2 separate regions of the Homo sapiens genome follow, and region 1 is linked to region 2. Evidence: read pairs that join two places in POLR2A ChIA-PET (ENCODE). Cell type or tissue: GM12878. All regions are shown on one strand. Each heading gives the region's core, and the rest is flanking DNA. Links, peaks and the distances in the headings are about the cores only.

Evidence for each region. ChIA-PET counts read pairs that join two places held together with the same protein. Peaks named below come from ENCODE experiments on the same cell type or tissue, not always from the same donor. Only the 100,000 strongest peaks of a DNase experiment are listed, where the experiment ranks them.
Region 1: POLR2A ChIA-PET joins it to region 2 with 8 read pairs; 3 of 35 experiments call an interaction of 5 or more read pairs at or near these places.

Annotation. Positions count from the first base shown.
Region 1 is chr6:91,439,345-91,444,738 of GRCh38, reverse strand. No RefSeq gene overlaps it. Among named protein-coding and RNA genes, the nearest start is that of MIR4643, 80 kb to the left of the region's middle. In GM12878, for the core only: no CTCF peak of the experiment used is centred there; a DNase peak (open chromatin) is centred at 2,199; H3K27ac peaks cover 1,021 bases.
Region 2 is chr6:91,388,577-91,393,970 of GRCh38, reverse strand. No RefSeq gene overlaps it. Among named protein-coding and RNA genes, the nearest start is that of MIR4643, 130 kb to the left of the region's middle. In GM12878, for the core only: no CTCF peak of the experiment used is centred there; no DNase peak of the experiment used is centred there.

The DNA.
Region 1 (5,394 bases), core at 257-5,256, 51 kb before region 2:
TTTGAGAATCATCCTACTTATGTGTCTAGGATAAGATGTTCAAACTCCTATTAAATATTCTATATGAAATAATAAATCACTCACAGAGTTATTCTTAATTTTATTATTAACACTCTTCATCAATTTGTGGAGACTTCGACAAAAATTATCGAGGACTAAGTGAGATTCATAAATAGTGCAATTAATTGCTAAAATACCTGGTATAATTTTAAAAATTAGCTACAAACTGGTACGCCAACAACCCATAGCTAGCATTCCCAGCTGTAACAGAAGCAATGACTTGAACAAAAGAAAGAAATAATTTTTTATAAAATATTTTTTAGGTGTTTAAAGTATAGACAACTGCTTAAAATTTATTGTCAGTAATTTTTAAAATAACATTTTTCTCTATGAGCTTTCATTCCATACGATCCTTTCAAATGCAGACAGTAAAGCCTCGTTATCCAAAGGAAGTTTTATCCACTTGCAATGAAAATTCATTTTGACTATAGTTCATTTCATGGCTAATTTTTGACATGTTTTGCGATCTCATCGATTATTCCTTACACAGTATCTTTGCTCAATGAAAGACAGAAATTATTTCACTTGGATGTCTTTGGTCAGCATACCGAAAACATCTTATATAGTTGGTAAAATTAATTTTGCCTAATAATATGAAGGTTACTATTTTGTGATGATGTGTGCACACATAAAAAGCAAGCAGATATTTGTTTTTATTTGGATATTTGTATGCATTCCAGACACAATATTAGATTTTTCAAATGTTTTCTTTAAAGCTTGGAAATACGACATATGCCTTCTAACCTTGTCAGCATCCTTCTTTGTAAATCTTTGCTTAGTTTTAACAAGTTGATTTCTTTATTAGAAAATAACGTGGGAGGAATATTCATATTAGCAAGTGTTTATTTGTAGTCCTATCTACAAAACCCAATTTCAAACAATAACCTGATATTCAAGATTTTTAAATGAGCTAAATAAATATATTTATATGTAGAATCACTGTGAATACAGCAGTTACAAGCTAATAGATTTAGGTGTAACGTATTGTTCTGAACATCAAAGAGCATCTAGCTCCTTGGCCCTACCACTAAATCTTGCATCACTCCCAGTCACTGTAACAATAAAAACTGCCCACAAATTTCAAAACAAAAACAAACCCTTAGGGTGTGGTATTATTTCTCTTGAAAATTAATTCCCTAGACCTCATTTACCAAAGATGACACTGTCTATAGGCATCTTGTTTTCAGGCACACCACTTTCTAAATACTACCTCCTGTATGTCCAGGTTACTTCTCTGGTATTCTACATTTGAAAGAAAATTAAGATCTCAAATGTCCTGATCCAATTGTCTTTACTTCTTTCCATTATCCATTATACAGTATGGTTCCCCTTCTTTGTCCAGTTAATTAACGTTCTAAGACCCACCAAAGTCCATCAGTTCTGTTGTGACACTCCTTGGTTAAGCCACAACCTGGTTAAAGCCAGCTCCCCACCTACTCTGCATCTTCCGTCCAAACAGCACACATTGGATCAATAAATCAGCATAAATGATTGCTCATGAATCTCAGAAAAGACTCTCAGGTTATCTGGTAGCTCTAGCAAATTAAATCTATCCACTCTTATTTTTCTAGACTGTTATTTATCTTCTTTTATTCCAACATCCAATCCTGCACCCCCATCCTCACACTTGCCAGATTGATTTGCTTCTGGTTTCCCTAAGACAACAGAATCCGTTGGAAGAGAAAATTCCACATGCCTTCAGGAGTGAATGAATCTTCTTGCCTTCTTTTATGTGTGCCCTCTCTGCCTTCCCTCCTGCCATTCCTGAGAACCTTCAGTGCCCTGGGCTTCATCCAATCTTACTAGTCAAGAATGTTGTTTCCTATATTGTCCCTATCTTCCGTTTGTCATCAATTTTTACATCAAGATAGTATTATCTTTATCTGCATTCTAATGAACAATCATAATTCATATCTTTTTTTAAAAAACAAAAACTCTCTTAACCCTACTTTCCCTCCAATTTGAGTCCCAGTCCTGTTTTCAATTAACAGCAAATTTTCAAGATATTTTACAATTTCTGTCTTACTCTTTTTTTTCTCTTAACACCACTTCCGCTTTCGTCAACTTACCACAAAAGCTGCTCCTAGAAAACACAACAAAAATTTCTGTATTGCCAGATTCATTGATCACTTTTCATTTCTCAGCTTACTTAACTTACAGGAAGCTACTGATGTTGCTGATTAGTCTGGCTTGAAACTCTCTACTTTCACTTTGCTTCTCTCCAGGTTATCTGCATCACTAACTGATCCCTCATTCTCAGCTTGCTGTACAAGATGTTCCTCACCCTCCCAACTTTCAAACATTGAACACTCAGGCTCAATCTTTGGCCCTTTCCCCATCACTTCCTAAGCAATATCATCCACTCCCATGGCTTTCGATGCCATTTATGATGTTACTTATTTTTACATTTAAGAATCCTGCCCAGATTTTATTCCTGAACTCCTTCTCCAATTGTCTATTTGACATCTCAATTTGGATGCCTAAAAAAAGTCTTTAAATTAACATGTAAAAAAAGTGAACACTTGATTTTTCTCTACACAAATAGCTACTTCCCCAGTTTTTTCTGTCTTAGCAATGACAACACTATTCTTTCAGTTGTGACAGCCAAGATGTCAGAGTCATTCTTGTCTTCTCTACTTCTTGTATACCTCACTTTCAGTCCATTAGAAAATGCTTTTGGACCTAATCTCAAATATATATTCAAATAAAATAACTTTTTACCTCGATCACTACTCCTCTAAACTGATGATTCATTTGACAAAACTCAAAAATTCTGCATAAGCAAACACTGTAAAATTTAGTGGATTAAAATAGCCATTTATTATTACTTTAAAATCTTTAGGCCAACTTAGGGAGATGTTCTGCTTATCTGAGCAAGGTTCAGTGGATCTCAGCCTAGCGCTTTAATATCACTGAAGTGTCAGCTGGGACAACTGAGGGGTTTTAACTCTGGCCTACATGATTTCTCATCTTGTTGTAAGCTAATGTGGGCCTGTTCTGATGACAGCTGCCAAGGCTCTAAGAATGCAGAACAGTGCAAGGCCTACTGAGGCCTAGGCAAGGAAATCAGAAACCATATGATGCCACTTCACTGCATTCTATCAGTCAAAACAAGTATGAAGCCCACCTAGATTCATTGTGAGGAAGAGCTGCAAGGTCACACTACAAAAGCGTATGGGTACACAGAAATAACTACTACATTTTTGCATTCAATCTACTATACCATTTCATTCAGAATAAGATCCAAAACCCTAACTCTGGCCAACAAAGGCCCTTTATAATCTGGCAACTCCCCCTTTTCCAACCTCACTTCTTATCTTTCTCCTGTTTCCTCATTGCACTCCAACTACACTGAACATACCCCCATTGCACACCCTCTGTGTTTGTGGTTCAGCCTGGAATTCTCTTTCCCCAAACCTCCTTGGTTCTCTCCCATTCTATCTTTCTGCTCCAATCAGAGAGATGTATCCTGAATCACTATTCAAAATGTCACCACAGGCCAGGCGCAGTGGTTCACGCTTGTAATCTCAGCACTATGGGAGGCCAAGGAGGGAGGATCACGAGATAAGGGGTTCAAGACCAGCCTGACCAACATGATGAAACCCTGTCTCTACTAAAACTGCAAAAATTAGCTGGGCGTGGTGGCGGGCACCTGCAATCCCAGCTACTCAGGAGGCTGAGGCAGAAGAATGGCGTTAACCCGGGAGGCGGAGCTTGCAGTGAGCTGAGATGGCGCCACTGCACTCCAGCCTGGGCGACAGAGCGAGACTCCATCTCGAAACAAAAACAAAAACAAAAAAAAACAAAACAAAGTCACCACATTTCCTCTGCACTCTAAATGTGTTTTATCATTCTTGATAAGACCTATTATTTAGTTCTGGCGTATGGCCTGTCTTCAGTAGAGGAATGTCAACATCATGAGATCAGAGAATTTGTGTTTGGTTCACTGCCTCATCCCCAGTAACGAAACCAGCACTGTTCAATAAAAATATAATGTAAGATGTGTAATTTTAAATTTTTTAATAGCCACACTGTAAAAAGTAAAAAGAGGTAGGTGGAATTGATTTTAATTTTTTAAAAATTTAACCCAAATATATAATACATTATCATTTTAACCATGCCACCAATTTTAGCAAGTACTAAGACATCTTATTTCACATTTTTAAATGCTAAGTCTTCAAAATTCAGTATGTATTTTACCTTTACACACATCTCCAATCAGATACGTGCTCAACAGCCACATGTGGTTAGTGACTACAATTTGGACAGCACAAATCTAACTCATTGTTAGTGCTACATAAGTTTTAGTAATTCTTATTTTAACCTGAACTGTCCACACACAAGTGGACTAGATGACATTGCAGGGAAGTCCTGTGGCAAAAGTGAAACTCCTAGTTCCACAGCTTTATCAGTTGAAGGCAGATCTTACTACTTTCCTCATTTTATCACATTGTCTCTGAAGGTTTTAGTACGTGTTTCTCCAACTTTATCTCCATGTTCTTGAGTGCTTTACTATTTCTCTAGTTTTCTTGATCTCATTGCTCTTAACACTTTCAAGTAAAGAGTAAAACATTCAAGACCACAGAGATAAAGGCTGTAGATAAACGGGAACAAAACATAACACAAAATACCTCAAGTCAATTCTCTTTCTTTCTTCTCTGTTCCCAAAAGTAATATATTTACTCAGAATTACAGTTAGTTGTTTTGGCTAGTTGTGGAAAAAATCAATAACGAGTCTTCTACAACGTTTTTCCTCTCATTGTAAGATTCTTGTGGTCAAAAACCCCATCATGGCTTTCTATGTTCACACCAGCGGCTAAAAAACCCAAGTTTTCTCCATCTCTAGGTAATTACACTTACAGTTCATTTTGCCTAAAAAGCTCACTGTCTTCTCTCCACCCAGCTTCATTATTCAGGTATCAGATTAAATAGCACTGGAAGAAAGGGGATTCTGAATTAGACCATACTCCCTGTTAGACATTTTCATAGCACTCACCTTCCTTCATACCACTTATCATGATTGTAAATGGTAATCATTTGAATAATTATTCTTGAAGCACAGGTCATGCTGCATCCTCAATATAGAGTTACTGACACAAACCACTTGCTCAAAAATACTAAGTAATGAATATTATATATGAAAATATGTGGTTGTTGAGTACATGGGATGAGTAAATTTAGAACTAAAAAAGATTATTAATGCCAACTAATGCCCAGTGCCTACATTTAGGATAGCAGTCCAAATGATGATATTGGAAAACTCTTAATCAACTAACACACACACACACACATACGAACATTTAACTTAAACTCACTGGGCTGTTTATTTGTATC
Region 2 (5,394 bases), core at 76-5,075:
CAGGCAACCAGTCAGTTTCCACATAACCAAGGATAAAGTGGAGAGACCTTTTGAAAACCACAGGACACCCTAGAGGACGAAATGAAGACAGAAAGGAGAAACTCAAATCCAAGAAGCCTAAAAGGAGAGACTGGACCAGTTAGTTCAGTAGACTACATGGAATAGAAATAGTAATTTTCTGCTGCAGAGCAAGGGAGTTGCAACAGGAGAGCAAGCAGTGGGTCTGTGACAACTGGCTAGAGAAGGGACTGTTGCTGAGGTGAAGGTGTTTCACCTTGGGTATTTTAATGGATGGGATATAAAAGATCTTGGGATGGATATAAGCCACCAATTTATCTAGATGACTCAAGGAAGAAAGGAATAAAATAGAAGACTAGCTAAAAATGTAAATCACCTGGGTAGTTATAATCCCCCCAAATGCATATGGTAATGGATCATTTCACTAATATTTTACTTCATCTTGGTCAGAGTTTCAGGGCCAAAAAGACAAATGTATTGGCATAATACGGGACTTTATTGGATGCCATTGCTACCCAGGAAGTCATGGATATTGTTTAACTCTCGAAACAATAAAAGAAAATGCAAGTTGGTGAAAGCTATCATACTGCCCTTCAGTGTTTGGCAAAACATTCATGAAATGTTGAGGCCATGTCAGTGCCAAAGCATAAGTAATGTGCTTTGGTATTTAACTCTTGAAACAATGACCATATACAGCTCTCCTATTAGGATGCATGAACACTGTGCACAGCTAGCACAATATAAACATATGAAATGACATGATAAGATCCAAACATGGCAAAAATCCAAACACACATCCACATCACTGAAATAAAGCCCATTGTGATGTCAGCACCAGCTCTCTGAGGAAGCTGTCTCCTGAATAAGGGATATTAAAATCCCATAAAGAAATTATACCAAGGGCAGTAACATAGTTTCATTACTGAGCTAATGATATGGCCATTGGCCTTTTCACATAGAAATACAGATAGACCCCCATTCCATGGAATCCAATATTCCCAGACATTATCCTCAATATGTGTCCTCCAACCACAACATGTGAGTCTATTGAAGCATATGTGCTGTGTTGCTGTATATTTTGGATACTATGGGGACCCAGAATAAGTAACTTATGTAACATATTTCACTTGTGCCACTTACTGAACAGTTATTTCACACAAATTACTATCTTCTTAACTTCACATCATAAGCCCATGAGGTTCTATACAGCAAGTATTACTCTACTTTACCGGGGTAGAAATTGTGGCTTGGAGGTTACCTGCCCAATATAAAACAATACCAAATAAAGTTAAGACTTTACCCAAGTCCTTTGACTCCAATCTAGAATTCCTTTGATTTCTAAAATGTCACAGAGGTAAAAAAAAAAAAAATATGTTTGTAGTATGAAAGTTAAATCAATAAAATATTCTGTATTTTTTGGTGTTTTATTATGACATTGAAATATGATTTACAGAAATTTGTTCACAAAATTGGCACAAACTGGCACTAATTTTCCATTAAATGGAAAATGACATTTGAGTGGGACAAGTTACATTAATTAAATGAAGAAATTAAGTCTGATAGATTTTAGTAACAGATAGAAAAAAAATGACTTCATTATTTTAAAATCACCTTTGAAATGTCAGATTTTTTTTATAAGGAAGAATTTGTAACTGAAGTGCTGCCCCCATGCACACAATTTCACCTGTAGTCCTCTAAAGTTGCTTGAATATTCTTACAGATTCCAGGTGCCTCAGGGATGAAATACAGGTAAGGGTATTCTTTACAGTAAAATTCCTTACTGAAAAAATAAAATCCTATTGCTTTGAGGCTCATGCCATCTGATTATGCCATTCTTTTTCTCCTCCCTCACACAGTCCCCTCATTATTGGTAATATGGTTTCTCCCCTTCTTTCTCCCCAGTCTTCCTCTTTTACCCAAATTTTGCCATCTTTCTCAGTGACTCAACATCAATTTGAGTTAACCATTGATATCTAAGTCTCTCAGTTCCTTGACATGCTCATCTCCACTGAGAGTCTCTTTGCATGCCCCCATAGATACACATTGCCTTGGGGGTACAATTAGCTTTGTCATCACCTGAAACTTCAACCTTCATTGAAACCCTAACATCAAGTGACATCAAGGAACACCCTCACTCTCTCTGATGCATACCTCCAATCTTTTGAGCTCACTGGTTCATCCATTAGTACAAATCTTCGACTTTTCCAAACTTCTCTGCTCAATCTCTCACTGACATCAGCTTCTTGGCTCCACTCTTCTGGCTAGTTTAGATTCTAAAATTCATCATTTATATTCAAAACTTGGCATAAGGCCTCATTTCCCTTGACATTTTTCTCTTTGATTTTGCATATGCTGGACAAACTCAACCATTTATTTATGCCTGTACCCATGGACTGGTACAGTGCTAGCACAAACAATCCAGCAAATTTGATTGGTTTTGCCTAAAAGTTTTGATCAGGCTGGGCACAGTGGCTCATGCCTGTAGTCCCAGCACATTGGAAGGCCGAAACAGGCAGATTACTTGAGGCCGGGAGTTCGAGACCAGCCTGGCCAACACTGCAAAACCCCCTCTCTACTAAAAATACAAAAATGATCTAGGCGTGGTGGCCCACACCTACAGTCCCAGCGACTTGAGAGACTGAGGCAGGAGAATCGCTTGAACCTGGGAGGCAGAGGTTGCAGCCTGGGTGACAGATTGGGACTCTGTCTCAAAAAAAAAAAAAAAGATCAAATATTCCTAGTAGATATTTAACATGACAATGCTAATATTTTGTTTTTTATGTAAGCCTGCCTTTCTACTATTCAACTGGATCATTTTATAGTCTCTTTTCGAAACCTTCTGAAATCTGTCTTCTTCTTTTTTATGTTTGGTGACATAACTTCAATGAAAAAAAAGCTATAGTAGAGGAAATGTCTATTCTTTTTTACATCACCAATACAAAACTAAAACTATCTTTATGAAACCCATCTCCCGCATCCTCAATTCTATTGTGACCTTTCCACATTCTTTAAACAAGAAGTTTGAGTGAGTGTTCACTACTTGCCAGACACCAAATGCTTCTTTCCCCTTAAGCCCTGGCCCCCATTACCTCTTGTTATCTCAAGAACCTCACTACCATGGGGACTTTGGTCCCTGCCTTTCTTTCTTTCTTTCTTTCTTTCTTTCTTTCTTTTTTTTAATTCAACAACCAAAGACTGATCTTTGTAATGCTTCAACATGCTCAACATGTTTTCTGAACGTTACATCTTGCACTGAGGGGAAAATAGAAAAAGAAATAAATTAGCTTTTAGCCCATATTTCTTTTTTTTTTTAATCTTTCTAAAGGAAAAAGAATCTGAAAACCTAATCTAGGAAGTCTTTTGTGATTTAACCTTATGACAAACTGATTTTTATTGTCTTTTTTCCAGATTGCTGTCCAGGGCACCAGCGAATGCTGCACCCGTTCTTGGCATATCATCCTTCTCGTAAAAGGCAATCATGGCAGGAAAACTGAGACCAATGGCTTTTTCATTCTCCACCTCTCAGCTCTCCATAGTAACGGCACTGGTTCTTCTCATTGTGTATTCCTTTTCAGATGCATACTTTCTCCCTTTAACAACTTTTTTATATATAATTTAAAAAATAAATTATTCCCAGAAAGCCTCGCGATCTCAAGGATTTTTTAAAATTTATTCTTTTATTTCAATAGGTTTTTGGGGAACAGGTGGAGTTTGGTTACATGAATAAGTTCCTTAGTGATGATTTCTGAGATTTTGGTGCACCCATCACCCAAGAAGTGTACACTATACCCAACGTGTAGTCTTTTATCTCTCACCCCGTTCCCACCCTTTCCCTGATCTCCAAAGTCCATTGTATCATCTGTATGCCTTTGCAACCCTATAGCTAAGCTCCTATTTATGAGTGAGAACATACAATGTTTGGTTTTCCATTCAAGAGTTACTTCACTTAGAATAATGGTCTCCAATTCCATACAGGTTGCTACAAATGCCATTATTTCATTCCTTTTTATGGCTGAGTACTATTCCGTGCTATATATATAGACCACATTTTCTTTATCCACATGCTGATTGATGGGCATTTGGGCTGGTTCCATATTTTTGCAATCATGAATTTTGCTGCTGTAAACATGCATGTGCAAGCGTCTTTTTCATATAATGACTTCCTTTCTTCTGCGTAGATATCCAGGAATGTGATTGCTGGATCAAACAGTAGATCTACTTTTAGTTCTTTAAGGAATATCCACACTGTTTTCCATAGTGGTTGTACTAGTTCACATTCCCACCAACATTGTAAAAGTGTTCTTTTTTCACCACATCCACACCAACATCTATTATGTTTTGACTTTTTGAATATGGCCATTCTTGCAGGAGTAAGGTGTTATCTCATTGTGGTTTTGATTTGCGTTTCCCTGATCATTACTAATGTTGAGCATTTTTTCATATGTTTGTTGGCCATTTGTATATCTTCTTTTGAGAATTTCCTATTCAGGTCCTTAGCCTACTTTTTGATGAGATTGTTTGTTTTTTCTTGCTGATTTAAGTTCCTTGTAGATACTGGAAATTACTCCTTCATCAAATGTATAGATTGTAAAGATTTTCTCCCACTCTGGGGGTTGTCTGTTTAATCTGCTGATTATTTCTTTTTCTGTACAGAAACCTTTTAGTTTAATTAAGTCCTACGTATTTATCTTTGTTTCTGTTGCATTTGCTTTGGGGTTCTTGGTCATGAAGTCTTTGCCTAAGCCAATTTCTAGAAGGGTTTTTCCAAAGTTATCTTCTAGAATTTTTGTGGTTTCAGGTCTTAGATTTAAGCCTTTGATCCATCTTGAGCTGATTTTTTGTATAAGGTGAGAGATGCGGATCCAGTTTCATTCTTTTACATGTGGCTTGCCAATTATCCCAGCACCATTTGTTGAATCGGGTGTCCTTTCCCTACTTTCATGTTTTTCTTTACTTTGTTGAAGATCAGTTGACTATAAGTATTTGACTTTATTTTTGGGGTCTCTATTATTTTCCATTGGTGTATATGCCTATTTTTATACCAGTACCATGCTGTTTTGGTGACTATGGCCTTATAGTGTAGTTTAAATTTGGGTAATGTGATGCCTCTGGATGTTCATTTTGCTTAGTCTTGCTTTGGCTATGTGGGCTCTTTTTTGGTTCCATATGAATTTTAGGATTTTTTTTTCCAGTTCTGTGATGAATGATGGTGGTTTAACACCAATTATTTATAGGTTTGGTCATTTAACATAATCCCAAACTTCTTGGAGGTTTTGTTCATCTTTTTAATTCTTTCTTCTTTGTCTTTGTCAGATTGGGTTAATTCAAAAGCCTTGCCTTTGAGCTCTGCAGTTCTTTCTTTGTGTTCAATTCTAC